Regions from separate parts of the Homo sapiens genome. Here region 1 is linked to region 2. A link is a loop called in an ENCODE intact Hi-C map of the cell type or tissue named here. Cell type or tissue: Caco-2. All regions are shown on one strand. Each heading gives the region's core, and the rest is flanking DNA. Links, peaks and the distances in the headings are about the cores only. Region 1 overlaps NRCAM (neuronal cell adhesion molecule). Region 2 overlaps NRCAM (neuronal cell adhesion molecule).

Evidence for each region. Hi-C counts contacts between places; a loop is a spot of excess contacts. Peaks named below come from ENCODE experiments on the same cell type or tissue, not always from the same donor. Only the 100,000 strongest peaks of a DNase experiment are listed, where the experiment ranks them.
Region 1: a loop joins it to region 2, with 4 times the contacts of the local background. A loop is called at or near these places in 2 of 110 quality-filtered maps.

The regions. Positions count from the first base shown.
Region 1 is chr7:108,339,606-108,342,417 of GRCh38, reverse strand. All of the region lies in intron 2 of NRCAM (neuronal cell adhesion molecule), which reads left to right. Among named protein-coding and RNA genes, the nearest start is that of NRCAM, 120 kb to the left of the region's middle. In Caco-2, for the core only: no CTCF peak of the experiment used is centred there; DNase peaks (open chromatin) are centred at 1,287 and 1,817.
Region 2 is chr7:108,445,527-108,448,338 of GRCh38, reverse strand. The region is part of intron 1 of NRCAM (neuronal cell adhesion molecule); the gene reads left to right. Among named protein-coding and RNA genes, the nearest start is that of NRCAM, 9.5 kb to the left of the region's middle. In Caco-2, for the core only: no CTCF peak of the experiment used is centred there; a DNase peak (open chromatin) is centred at 1,362.

The DNA of each region.
Region 1 (2,812 bases), core at 126-2,625, 110 kb after region 2:
GCCAAAGAACCCTCTTAGTTGCTTTAGGGTTTTGGGATGAGGATAAGCCAGTATGGGCTGGATACGTTCCTCACTGAGGGCCCTGGTGCCTTTGGATAATTTTAGCCCTAAGTATTTAGCCTGTTCTGAGCAGAGTTGAGCTTTGGTTTGGAAACCTTGTAGCCACAGGTGGCAAGGAAATTTAAGAGTGCTTGGGTGGCTTGATGGCACAAGGTTTCTGAACGGGCAGCTGAAAGTAAATCATTCACTTACTGAAGGACAAGAGTGTCCAGGTATGAGAACTGGCTCAAGTCTTGGGCTAATGTCTGGCCAAATAGATGGGGGCTATCCCTGAACCCTTGGGGTAAAACAGTCCAAGTGAGTTGAGACGTTGGGTTCGAAGGATCTTCAAAGGCAAAAAAGAATCGAGAGTCAGGATGTACAGGGATGCAGAAAAAGGCATCCTTAAGGTCCAGGATTATAAACCACTCTGCTTCCTATGGTATTTGGGAAAGCAGAGTATAAGGGTTAGGTACAGCTGGGTATAGAGGGACAACGGCCTCACTGATAATCCTGAGATCTTGCACTAACCTCCACTGTCCATTGGGTTTCTGTACTCCTAGAATTGGAGTATTGGAGGGACTATTGAATGGTTTTACTAAGCCTTGGGCTTTTAGTTCCTTAATTTTATTGAGTCTTTGTTGGGCCTCGGGTCTAAGGGGGTACTGCCTTTGGTAGGGAAAGGGGACAGAATCCTTTAGTTTAATTTGAACAGGATGGGCATTTTTTGCTCATCCATATTGTCCTTCTGTTGCCCAGACTTCAGGATTAATTCCTTCCTCAAGCAAGGGACCACAAACGGTTGTTCCTTCTCCTATGTTCAGGTGTATAATGGCCCCTGCTTTTGCTAGAATGTCTCTCCCTAACAAGGGAGTGGGGCTTTCAGGCATAATTAGAAAAGCATGTGAAAGAGTAAAGTTCCCCAGTCACAACTTAGTGGCTGGGAGAAGTATCAAGTGACTGGCTGTCCTAGGACCCCTCGGATAGTGACAGATGTGGAAGACAGTTGTCCGGGACAGGAGAGTAAGACTGAGAAGGCCGAGCCAGTGTCCAGGAAACAGTTAACCTCCTGGCCCTCAATGGTCAAGCATACCCGGGGCTCTGTGAGGGTGATGGGTTGGGCTGGCGCTTGCCCCAGGCACCCTCAGTCCTGCTGCCGGATCATCTGGTTAGTGGCTTCTGACTCAGAGGACCTTTGTCCCCTGGGGCAGTGGGCCTTCCATTGATTCCTTTGACATAAGGGGCATGGATGAGGGGGTGGCTTATTTGTATTTGGACAATCTTTTTAAAGTGTCCTTGTAGACCACACTGGAAGCAAGCCCTATTAGGCATTGGATTTGCCCAGCCTTTCCGTGTTCCAGAGCCTCCAAAGTCTGCTTGCCTGAGGGCCATAACTAAAGCGGTAGCCTTTTTTAAATCCCGTTTGTCTTGTTCTGCCTGCTTCTCCTTATCTCTATTATGAAAAACCAAGGTTGCCAAGTTCAATAGGGTTTCTAAGTTTTTGAAGTTTTTTCTGATGTCTGTAGCTGACTGAGTGATAAACTTATCCTTTAAGATTAGTTGGCCTTCAATAGAGTCAGGTGACAGAGAGGTATGCTTTCTCAAGGCCTCCCTTAGTCTCTCCAGAAAGGCGGTAGGATTTTCTTCCTTACCCTGTGTTATAGTGGACATCATTGAATAATTCATGGGCTTTTTCCTAGTTTTCCTTAGTCCTTCTAGCATGCAAGTTAGCAAATGTCTGCGGCACCAATCTCCGTGTTTTGATTCTGTGTCCCAGTGAGGGTGTACACTGGGAACTTCCTGCTGGCCTGTGGGCAATCGTTCTCTTTCCTCTGTTGTCATCCTGTCATTGACCTGACTGAGATACCAGAGATCGCCAAACTCTCGGGCTGCAGTTATGGTGGCACTTCTCTCATTTGGGGTTAGTGTCTGATTTAGCAGTAACATTACATCTCTCCATGTCAGATCAGATTGTCCTAACCCTTGTAAACATCAATATAGCCATCAGGGTTATCTGAGAATTGACCTAGGTCTATTTTAATTTGCTTCAAGTCTGAGAGAGAAAAAGGTACATGCACTCTGGCTGGGCCGAATTCTCCTCCTCCCACTGCTTGGAGGGGGCATAAACGGGGAATATTGGCACTCTTTGGTTCATTATTTACCCCTTTGTCTATCTCCTTTTGGACCATTTGGGTTGAAGGGGGTTGCTTATTAGTTGGAGAAGGAGTCAGGGGGATGCCGGGGTAGGGAGGTAGACTCTGAGAGCTTCCTGTAGGGCATAAATCACACTTTTTACATAATTGCGAGTTGTCTCTTAATGAAAAGAAAGTTTGTACATATGGCACTTCACTCCATTTGCCTTCTTTTCTACAAAAGAGGTCTAGCTGTAAGATAGTGTTATAATTTATACTTCCCTCAGGAGGCCAGGTTTCTCCCCCTTGAAGAGGATATTGTGGCCAGGAGGTAATGCAGAAGAATATAAGTCGTTTCTTTCTTAGAGTCTGAGGGTCAAATTGGTCCCAATTGTCCAGAATACATCTTAGGGGTGTTTTTGCCTTGAGGGGGAACATTTCCCATCTGAAAAAAGAACATAGGGATGCCAGCACCTCTAGTCATTTTCCGACGAGCATTAGTCGTAGAGCGTCCTCTATGGTCCTAATGCTTATTCCTTTCCAGAGTGTGTCACCACCCATGGACCTCTGCTTATTGGATTAGTTACGCTTACCAATGTAGCAGTCCTGCGCCTGTTTTCCCGCCTTTCTTAACCCAAAGA
Region 2 (2,812 bases), core at 71-2,570:
GGAAATAACATTGACATGGCAATATTTGAACAGTTAGTAACATGGAAATTCCAACATAATAAATACTCTAATGTGAACAACATCTAATTTACTTCAGAATGATTATATTAACTTACACGACATGTTGTGTTTTACATGAATCATGATATATACCTTGTGTGTTTCATGAATTTTAAGGTAAATTTCATTTTAATAGATGTGCTGGGGTTTAAAAAACTCCATGGTTATGTTTACGTTTCTAGTAACAGTTACTGTGATGTGAAATTATAATGGAAGGTAAATAGATGTCAAGGGTTCACTGCTGTCCTAAAACCATGAGGGGGTTCATTAAACAGCAGAGAGGGAGTGAGTTCATGATCAGACTCATTACCTCTAAAGGTAATAGCTTAAAATTTGAAAGAAAGAGAAAGGGAAAAGAATAAAAGTTTTTATGGCTATTGCCTGGCTAATGGAGAATAGTCTCCACTTCATAGCACTCAATACGAAATATTCTAGGGATATTTTACTGTAGTACTTTGGGTCATTGCAGTAACTTGACATCATAAAATAGAAATAACTCATAAGTCACCTTACAAAAATGAAATATGATAAGACATTTACATTTAAAAGAAATGTATTGAGAAGAATTTACTAAGAATTGAAAGCTAAAGTTATTTCAGTGTAACATGCTTAAATTCCTAGCCAAATCCACTCTATTTTCCAGCTGTTTTGTTCCTTTATGTACAGGTGGCCCTAGCTTGAGAAAGTTAGCATATGAAAATGTGAACTTGGTCGGGCGCAGTGGCTCACACCTGTAGTTCCAGCACTTTGGGAGGACAGAGTAGGCGGATCATGAGATCAGGAGTTCAAGAGCGCCCTGGCCAGCATGGTAAAACCCCCTCTCTACTAAAAATACAAAAACAAAAATTAGCCAGGCATGGTGGTGCGTGCCTGTAATCCCAGCTACTCGGGAGGCTGAGGCAGGAGAATCACTGGAACCCAGGAGGCAGAGGTTTCAGTGAGCCAAGATTGTGCCACTGCACTCCAGCCTGGGCAATAGAGCGAGACGCTGTCTAAAAAAAAAAAAAAAAAAAAAAAAAGAAAGAAGTGAACTTGGCAAACCCATATGGGGTGACTGTTCACATCAAAGAGGATTCTTCACTTTGCATAAGGATTATATGATGAGTGAGCTGCTGTAATGTATCAAAGTTCAATTCATGAAAAATTTTTCAGAAATATCTAAGTAGAGACTCTGTTGAAAGAGCAAATAGATACCAAGTGAAACCTAAGCAAATAAGGCTGAATAAAAATTAGTAAAGAGGTAGACAGGTGGGTCTGGGTGTGGTGGCTCATGCTAATCCCAGCACTTTGGGAGGCCTGGGCGGGCAGATCACTTGAGGTCGGGAATTTGAGACCAGCCTGGCCAACATGGTGAAACCCCATCTCTACTAAAAAAATGCAAAAATGAGCCAGGTGTGGTGGTGGGCGTCTGTAATCCCAGCTACTCAGGAGGCTGAGGCAGGAGAATCACCTCAACCCAGGAGGCGAAGGTTGCAGTGAGCTGTGATCATGCACTTGCACTACAGCCTGGGCAACACAGCGAGACTCCATCTCAAAAAAAAAAAAAGACATAGGTTGTAAATGCAGAGAGAACATACGATTGTATAAAAATATTTGATATTTGCTCTAAATAACATTGAGGGGCCGAGTCTGCATGATAAAGAAAAGCAGATAACTAGTCATCCAGGCATTGGGGGCCCTTGCTTATCTTAGTCAGCTTTCTCCATGTCTCCTAACTTCGGAAACCATCCTTGCTCTGTTCTGCGAGGAGCCTGAGCTGCTCTTCACATTATGCATGGTGGTATGTATCTGAGAGCCCCCAAATTTGATAAATGAGTGTGTGCAAGAATGAATGACTGAATACATGAATATTGCAAAATGTCAGAATGTCAGGTGGATCTTTGTTGGGGAAAATTGGGGGGTTTTGTTCTCAGCCCTGGTTTGAAGACATAGATAGATCTAGACCATGAGAAACCAAACATTTATAATTTCATGCCTGGACTCTGTAGATTGTAATTTGCTTGCTGGTTCTAAATTAGGCACTTGAGCAAGCAGGTGAAATCATTGAATCCAGAAGGGTACTATTTAAAAAATTTCTGCTGCGGAGGTCTAAATGACATCCTTGTGACCCCAAAGAGTTCCTCTATAATTTTCTACCTTTGCTAATGGCAGATGATTCCAGATTTGCACGTGGCTTTCCTTTCCCTTCACTGTCTGAAGCTGGTGCTTGTCATTTTCCTCCGGAGGTCTCTGGGTGGCTGCACACTGACTGAGTTAAGCACTTTCTGAGATTGCTTTCTACCCTCTGAATTTGAAGAAATCAGAAGTGAGGCACACAGAACTGAAATGAAAAATGAAGAGACTGGTTTGTGAAACAGATCAGAAGCTCTCATGCTGTAGCTTTAAAAATGGAACTTTCTCCCTTAAGATGTGAGTTGAACTACAGCATGGCCTTTCGTAACTAGTTAGTGGGTTATAGGGGTTGGATTCAGGGCAGTGGTGCCATATTAGAGACACCTAGAATAAAAAGTTATGTAACATCTTTGATTAATTAAAATTTGAGAAGAACTAGGCTACTACACATAGATTAAGAAAGCTCATACACTGCATGGCTTTGGAAAAGTTACTTAAGTAACTTTTCTTTATTTAGAAAATAGAGATAAAACACAAAATCTTTGTCACCACCCAACCCTACATCACAGGGGTATGTGACTGTAACAAATGATGATGAAATGAAAGTGCTAAGAGAGAAAGATGACGTAAATCTGTGTTA